3 separate regions of the Mus musculus genome follow, and all the other regions are linked to region 3. Evidence: chromatin loops called from intact Hi-C (ENCODE). Cell type or tissue: heart. All regions are shown on one strand. Region 1 overlaps Samd12 (sterile alpha motif domain containing 12). Region 2 overlaps Samd12 (sterile alpha motif domain containing 12). Region 3 overlaps Samd12 (sterile alpha motif domain containing 12).

Evidence for each region. Peaks named below come from ENCODE experiments on the same cell type or tissue, not always from the same donor. Only the 100,000 strongest peaks of a DNase experiment are listed, where the experiment ranks them.
Region 1: it touches region 3 in a loop (2.1-fold over the local background); 2 of 42 quality-filtered maps call a loop at or near these places.
Region 2: a loop joins it to region 3, with 2.5 times the contacts of the local background. A loop is called at or near these places in 2 of 42 quality-filtered maps.

Annotation. Positions count from the first base shown.
Region 1 is chr15:53,471,356-53,473,855 of GRCm38, forward strand. The region is part of intron 4 of Samd12 (sterile alpha motif domain containing 12); the gene reads right to left. Among named protein-coding and RNA genes, the nearest start is that of Ext1, 130 kb to the left of the region's middle. In heart, no CTCF peak of the experiment used is centred here; a DNase peak (open chromatin) is centred at 1,506.
Region 2 is chr15:53,466,507-53,469,006 of GRCm38, forward strand. The region is part of intron 4 of Samd12 (sterile alpha motif domain containing 12); the gene reads right to left. Among named protein-coding and RNA genes, the nearest start is that of Ext1, 120 kb to the left of the region's middle. In heart, no CTCF peak of the experiment used is centred here; a DNase peak (open chromatin) is centred at 1,085; H3K4me3 peaks cover 477 bases; H3K27ac peaks cover 2,290 bases.
Region 3 is chr15:53,687,911-53,690,410 of GRCm38, forward strand. All of the region lies in intron 3 of Samd12 (sterile alpha motif domain containing 12), which reads right to left. Among named protein-coding and RNA genes, the nearest start is that of Mir28c, 75 kb to the left of the region's middle. In heart, a CTCF peak has its summit at 957; no DNase peak of the experiment used is centred here.

The sequences.
Region 1 (2,500 bases), 220 kb before region 3:
GACATTTGCACTGCAGGTCTTCCGACTTGCCTGCGTGAGACTCACCTCAGGGAGCTCTCTAATTTTTTTGCTTTGTCTAGTTCTCTCCCTCTGGTTCCGAATGTCCAGTGGGAAGATTGGAAAGCTATATGTGTAACAAGAGCTACTGTAATGCTCATGAAGCCAGTTTGGCAGTAGACCATGAAACACCCACGTCTTTCCCCCAGTATTTAAAGAGCAGTTATTTGTCCTTCAGACAGAGAAAAGTGGTATCGGCTGTGGGAAAATGTGGTTTATAGCTTTGGTTTTTTTTTTTTTCATATAACAAAATAACAAGAATCCTGAATATAATACAAAACAGCGATCCAATGCTGGGTTGTAGAATAGGGCAGGCAAGAGTAGGCTTTGAGAACCGTGTGAGCTATCTAACTTATGCAACATCCCAGGGACCCAGACATGCTGCATCCTTCTAATACCTCATGCTTCCTGCAGACTTCTGCATGCACATATTCCTTTGGACACTGGATGATGTGTTTGTTCTACACTGCTTTGATGGTATAGGGCTTGTGGGGTTTCGAATCCATATGATGACACTATATTCGTACCTGCTGTGTCATGTATTAGCATCAATTGATAACATATCTGTCCCTAGGTAAGTACTTCATGTTGTGTAGAAGTCTTTCAGGGAACTCGGGACATATTTCTGTGCTCCAAATAGGAGGGATTGGATTCATTCCTTTTAGAGTAGGACCATGGATTTGAATTTCTGATCATGTTGTAGGGGCTGATATTATGTCTAGTCTGCCTTTCTGAAAATTGTTATGACCCTTAAATTCCTTCAGGGAAAAATGCATCTCTTGTCTCTTTCTGTGCCATGGGGGAAAATGTGGGAGATATCAAAGTTGCTCTTGAGGTGTTTGTAGAAGGAGAGAATGAATTTTCATATGAAACTATGAAGACAGCTTCATGAGCAAAGTTAGCAGTTCCTTCAGGTCTGAGTGGAAGGAGCTGGGGTGGAGTGCCCGCTCTTCCTCTCTATTGAGAAGTGGGATAGGGGTTTCACTATATGTAGTGATCTAAAAGTCTGTGAGCATTTAGGGTAGCTATTGCCTTGAGTCTTTAGAAATGACTTCCCCTAGAATAGCAACACTCTCCTCTGATGCACAGCTCTAGTGAACCAGATACCAGCTGAGAGCCGCCGATGATCATCTTGTACCACACAAATATGAAATGATGCACTTCTGGGAGAAAGGACCATCCAGCCAGCTGCTCTCAGCAGGGATGCCATCGGTACAGCCAATTAGTCTGGGCTAACCTCAGTGATTCCATCCTTTGCACTGGACAGAGAGGTAAGTGTCTCAAGTCAGTGCACTCTGACAGCCATGCTAAAAGCCTACCGAACCTTCCATAGAAAACTCAGTCCAGTGGTAGTAGCAACAATGAATCAAAGAGAGAGCACAGGGATATATTTTGAAGTTCAATCCCAGTCTCTGTTGCAACTCCCTTCTACAACATCAGCCAGCTGGCCGGGAACATCCTGGGGATTGCTTCCTAGTTTATCTCCTGGCTTCTCTACCCGGGCTTCTGTAACCCAGCTTACAACTTGCTTCCTGCTTGCCAACTGTCTGAGCAAACTCAGGTTTTCTTTTTTTCCCTGCTTGCGGTTTTTTTCTGTCATTCACTCCTCTATTCTTCTCCGCCTGTTTGCACTATTTCACTTTACTTAATGTCAAGAGTTCCCTGTTGGCCAATCCAACATGGCCTTTTACAGAAAAGCACCCTTACCTAAGATTTCTCTTCTTTAGAGAAGGAATGATTAAAAAAACTTTTTTTTTCTCCAGTGCCTGAAGCTTTTTCAAGAGAAAGAGAGAAGCACCCTTCTATGGGAGTCTCCAAGGCTGCTTAGTGATTCGCCTTTCAATGTGTAGTCTCAACAGGGCCTAGAAGAGCCTCTCCAGGGAACAGTGCTATGCAAGCTAAAAGCAAACAAACAGAGGTGACAGCCAATGATGAACATCAGCGCACACTCTTAAAGCCGAGGGTAACCATAGCGAGTGCTTCTTAACTTTCAATCTGTGATGAACCACAGGCTGTCATATTGCTGATCATGGAATTCTACAAGCTCTCTAGGATGATACCAGTGTCACGAAGACATGGACCACTCAGTGTTACTAATACATGGACCACACTCTAGCAAGGTCTGAGGGCTCCCAACCTCCTACCGTAGCACTCACTGGCAGCTTGAGCTTTGTGTGTGTGTGTGTGTGTGTGTGTGTGTGTGTGTGTGTGTGTGTGTGTATGTGTGTGTATGTGTGTGTGTGTGTGTGTGTGCATGTGTATGTGTGTGTGCGTGTGCGTGACTGAAGTGTTCTAACTGTTGGAATACAGTAGCCATTAGCTGTATGTGTTCACTGAGCACAGTGAAGTGTGAAGAGTACATTGTGTATGTGTGTGTGTATGTGTGTGTGTTAGTGATGGTGGTGGTGTGTATAGTATACCTGATCGTATGAGTGTATGCAGA
Region 2 (2,500 bases), 220 kb before region 3:
CGGCAAAGCTTTATTGCTTACTCAGGAGCAAGAGAGGAAGAGCGTGGCAGAGAGAGGCAGAGAGGGAGAGAGAGAGACGCAGAGAGAGAGAGAGGCAGAGAGCAGAGGAAGAGAGCGGAGGAAAAGACGAAGAGAAAGAGACTAAGAGAAGAAGAGACGAAGAGAGGAAGAAACGAAGAGCCACATTCTTTATAAACTTTTCCCTCTTTCTAGATCTAGTCAAGAACTCCATCCTGTGTGATAGTATGGCTTCTGAAACTTCTATCACCAAATCCCCTATAAACCCTCTATTTAATATAATTATCACCCCCCTTTCTAAACCCCGGGACTTGTATGTGCCTGCCAAGCCTCTTACGAAGAAGCAATACCTCAACCTCCTCCTCAGCCTTTGGAGGATGCTGCCATATCTTCTCTGAGTTTTATTTAAACACTATGTAGTATCAGATATATAGTAAGTGCTTAATGTATAATTGTAAAATTTTGATGGATATGATGTTGATGAAGACGCATTTTGGGTTTTCTTTCTTTCTTTTTTTTAATCTAGCAATTGGGTTTGCACACTTGGACTCAATTGCATTTAGTCCAGAGTATGGCATAAATATCGAAGCTCTCAAACCCAGCGATTGAGAGCATTGGCCAGGCCATGGGTTCTGGCTGATCTCTGCTCACTTCTCGGGCTCATCATAGTCCAGCTGTGTGATGTAAAAACCACAATTTTTTTTTTCAAAACTTAGTTGCTTCATCTTTAAAATAGGCAATGCACTCGCCACCTCATTGGGTTGCCTTGATGACAAAATGAGCTCATAGGAAAGGCATGTGACACCATGCTTAGCAAGTAAAAAAGAACTGGTGAGGGCCTACTGTTTTATTATTGTCACAGTTCCCAAAGTTCCATTGAAAATCAGAGACACAAATATCTCCATGTTCAAAGGCTAGGAAAAGAAACAGAATGCCCATATATCAGGCCTTTGCACTTTCCTGCCACCTTCCAGGCCACAGTCCCTCTACTCTGGTTCCACTCTCCTCCAGATTAGAGCAGACATTCAGACAGTTGCCTGATAAAGGGAGGTTCTGACACTTCAAAGGCAGGCAGTGACTTGCCTGGCAGGCAACAGGCAACTTGGCAGAAGGCTCGGGAACAGATTTTTGGAGTTAAGTGTTCAGGGTTACCTCCTCTCACCCCAGCAACAAAGGAAGAAGGCTGGGCACGTTCAGAGGAAAGATGTCAGGTAACTCCACATCTCATGATGGGAAAGGAACAAATAAGACTTCTCCCTGGGAAAGTCTTCTATTCAGAAAGCAAAGGACATGTCTTCACGAAAGAATGTGTTTTTCAGGCAAGTTAAGTTTGAGGTCTTTGGGGGTGGGGTGGGCCTGAATTGCTTCTGGATATATTTTTTGTAATTTGTATCAGGTGTGAGTTAGTGCTGCAGTTGCCCAAAATAACAGCCAGTAAGCAGGTCTAAGATTTACTGAGCAGGCACTGTGGGTTACTAAGATTTTATAGACAATCATTGGCTGGAACACCAGTCCCATTTCAGGGGTCTCCATAATCACCTGAGAGAGGAGGGCAGGTACATGAGTTTGTCACTGCCCTGTGGCTAGAATGCATAGGGCTGAGGCCAGAAACCAGATCTGCTCTAACCACTGACTGTAAGATGGACTGTATGTTAGGAAAAAAAATCTCTAACTCCAATAGGAGTAGAGGAGAGAAAGAAGTAATTGTGTTGTGTAAACTAGTTTTCATTAAACACAAATCCTAGCTATGGGGTGCTGTAGACGAGTTTTACCTACAGAAAGGTAGCTCATTTCTCTTTTAACAGTTTATAGTCTTTCATAGCTTGGCTGTAGTGGTTCTCAAATGAGTACAGGTTTTGTTCCATGAGGGACAACTGGCACTGTATGGAAAACATTTCCAGTCATTACTCATGGAGGTTACTACTACCATCTAGCGAGTGGAGGTCAAGACACTGCTAAACACCTAAGAATGCGTAGGAGAGTTCCCCAAGAAAGACTTCTCCAGCTTGAAATGTCAAATGTGCTAAGGTTGCTTTAGCAGGCAGAGATCTTTGCTTATTTTCTATTCTTGGTTGTGAGCCAAATATATCACTCTCAAAATAGGTCAAGATAAAAACCAACCTAAGAGGGCCTCTTGTCTGCACAGGAAAGGAGGTGAATTTCAAACCCCTCTTCCAGTCATCATTTTCTCATCTTATTTGATTTTTATATTCAATGCAATCAAAACCTTTAAAACCAAATCACTCCTAACTTCTAGAACCCTCACAGGCATGCCATTAGAAAAATCAAGATCGGATGATTTAGACAGGTTCGCTCAATTAATTAGTACGTTTGGAAGAAGTTACATGATAAGGGAAGGACAAAAGTGATGTATGTGGCCATAAAGCTAAGCTTTGCTATCAGGTATGTGGTTTTGGGGGTACTGGTTCCATTTCTACCACTCCTTGTCCACAAGAAACTAAAGGGTATCCCCCTCACTGAG
Region 3 (2,500 bases):
ATACATGGAACTCTTGTCTTAAGAAAATCATCATCATCATCAACAACAACAAATCTACAACATCTTAGTGACGTTTCAGTATTCACCTACCATTTTTAAGAAAGAAAGGAGTGGGGAATACCTTTATAGCTTTTCAGCATCAGTCTGAGAAATAGTCTACTTCATACCTAATCCATCTCAATTTAGCACACTTAGTATCTGACCTTTACTCTTACTCTGGAAGTCTTTGAATAGAATTCAACCAGCCCTTTCATTTTGAAATGTTAGGCTCAATATATATTCTATTACTAAAAGTAGCTTTATATTAAAGGGTGGGGTTCATGGTATAGATGAGGAAGACCACTGGAGACCCCTTAAATGGGGAGGTAATCCCTTCATATTTTCCATAAGCCTGCACTGCTAAGGTTAGGTTCTATCACCACAGAATGTCCCAGTGAATACTACGTACCTAAGGCCTAGCTAGCAGAGTGTTCTAGAGTTTGCAGGGACACTGACCAGGTCGATCACACTTCTGGAACAGAGAAGGACAGCAAGCTGATCAATTTAGAGTCCAGTGTGACTAAGGAGAAATTTCTTTTTAAAAGAATATTACTAGCGTCTCTCATCCCATCTCACGTAGCTGCACGAGTGGCGCTGTTCAGAGATGGTAGTTTTAAAAGGTGGGAACAGGAGCCTGATCGTAGGTCATTGTCATGTACCCTCAAGGTGACTGTGGAACCTCCGCCTTTGCCCAGCTTTGCTCTCTAGGTAAGTGATGCGTGGATGCTCTGTCCAGTGTTCCCCATCCTTTGGTCTACCCACAGAAGATCAAAGCAATGGGTCTGCCTACTTCTGTACTGAATCTTCAAAATGTGGGTCTAAACAAACCTTTTCTCTGCATATGTTAATTATCACTCTATAGAAAGCTATTGCAAAGCCAACTCTACCGTTAGTTGGTGTAACTGCTCCCCCTGGAGGAACTCAAGAGAACTGCAAACTACTCACCATCTAGTGTCCTGCCCACAAAGACTGAGGAGAAGTCTTTAGGACAAAGCAGGTAAATAATCCTTCGCAAATATTTCTTCCAAGGATAATTTCTCAAACAGATTGAGAACCACCACACAGCTCTGTATTTCAGATCTTTTATGTTTTAGTTTGTACCCTCCCAGAACAAGACAGATATAAAGATGCACACGGCCACCATGGCCATGCTTCCTTTTGCATTCGGATAATTTGAGGATAAACTACTTTAAAGGATAAAGATAACAAGATAATCCTTGAGTGTACATGTACATTATTAGGGATAATCAGTTACTTTATGTTATAAAAATAACAGAAAGGCAAAACCACTTTTTGACAAAAGGTTGTACTTAACTGGAAAAAAAAATTGACTAAAGGAGAATGTGTAGCTTCTGCTCTTTGTTCAAGATGAGCATACCAGGAAGGTGACTCTTGATGAGGTTTTGGTAGCATTACATTTCCTTCTAGCCTACGGCTTTTAGTAACCCATTCTAGGATAAACAGTCTCCATTCCTAAGTATGTTTTAAGGATGAGCTGTCCAATCTGCCCACACATGTGGAACAGCCAAGTCTCCTGGACACATTCCATGTGCAGAAGTGGCAGCTCTGACTCAAACTGTCTGCCTGTCCCGTGTGAGAGCGAAGAGAGGAAGAGAGGCCTTCCATGGCAGTTATGGTTCAATGTCATTCGTTCAGTGTGCCCCTTCCCTTCTCTCTGGATGGCTATTTTTTTTTCTTAGACATTCCCCACATCTCAGCAAAGCACAGACATCAGTGGACGGAGTTGTAAAAGGAAAAGGAGAAATCAGATTTTCTTTCTAGCAAATCAGGGAACCTGGGTTCACTAATTTAACAGCTCTACTGAAGTGGAAACAAAGACACAGTTACTCATCTTAACCAGTGCGATGACATTGAAAAGTGGGACGTAAAGAAAAACAGAAAACATTATAAGAATAGATTAGCATCCTGATTACTAACTACAGTAATTGTTACTATTAATTAAGCTAATAGATTAGGGAAAGAACTTTGACCAGACAATGCTTCCATCCCTACCGCCTCCCCCTCAACCCCTCCAAGTCAGGGAACATCACTCAAATTCTGGTACAGAATAATTAGTGACATTGCCCTTCTATTCAGTTGCCTCTAACAGGCCCTTGGGAGTCAGCTGGATTCAAAGAAACCTTTAAACGTGAACAGAATCAAATAGCCGAGACTGGGCTTCATCTAAAATAACATAGAGCTTGTTGAGCTAAATGGTACAGCTGCCAAAATTCCAGATTGTAGAGATTGTCCTAAGTGAAAATCAAACCATTTTCTGGCATACAGATTCATTTATTGAGGCTTGGCTAACCTGGCCAAGTGCTACTGAGGACAACCAACATATGATAGAATCAGAGGAGAACCTCTCAGCCAACAGGACCTTGCTTGACTTCTCCAGGCTTGCTTGCCCTCGCTGTAGCATCCATCTCAAATACGTACCATCGCCTCAAATACATACCAT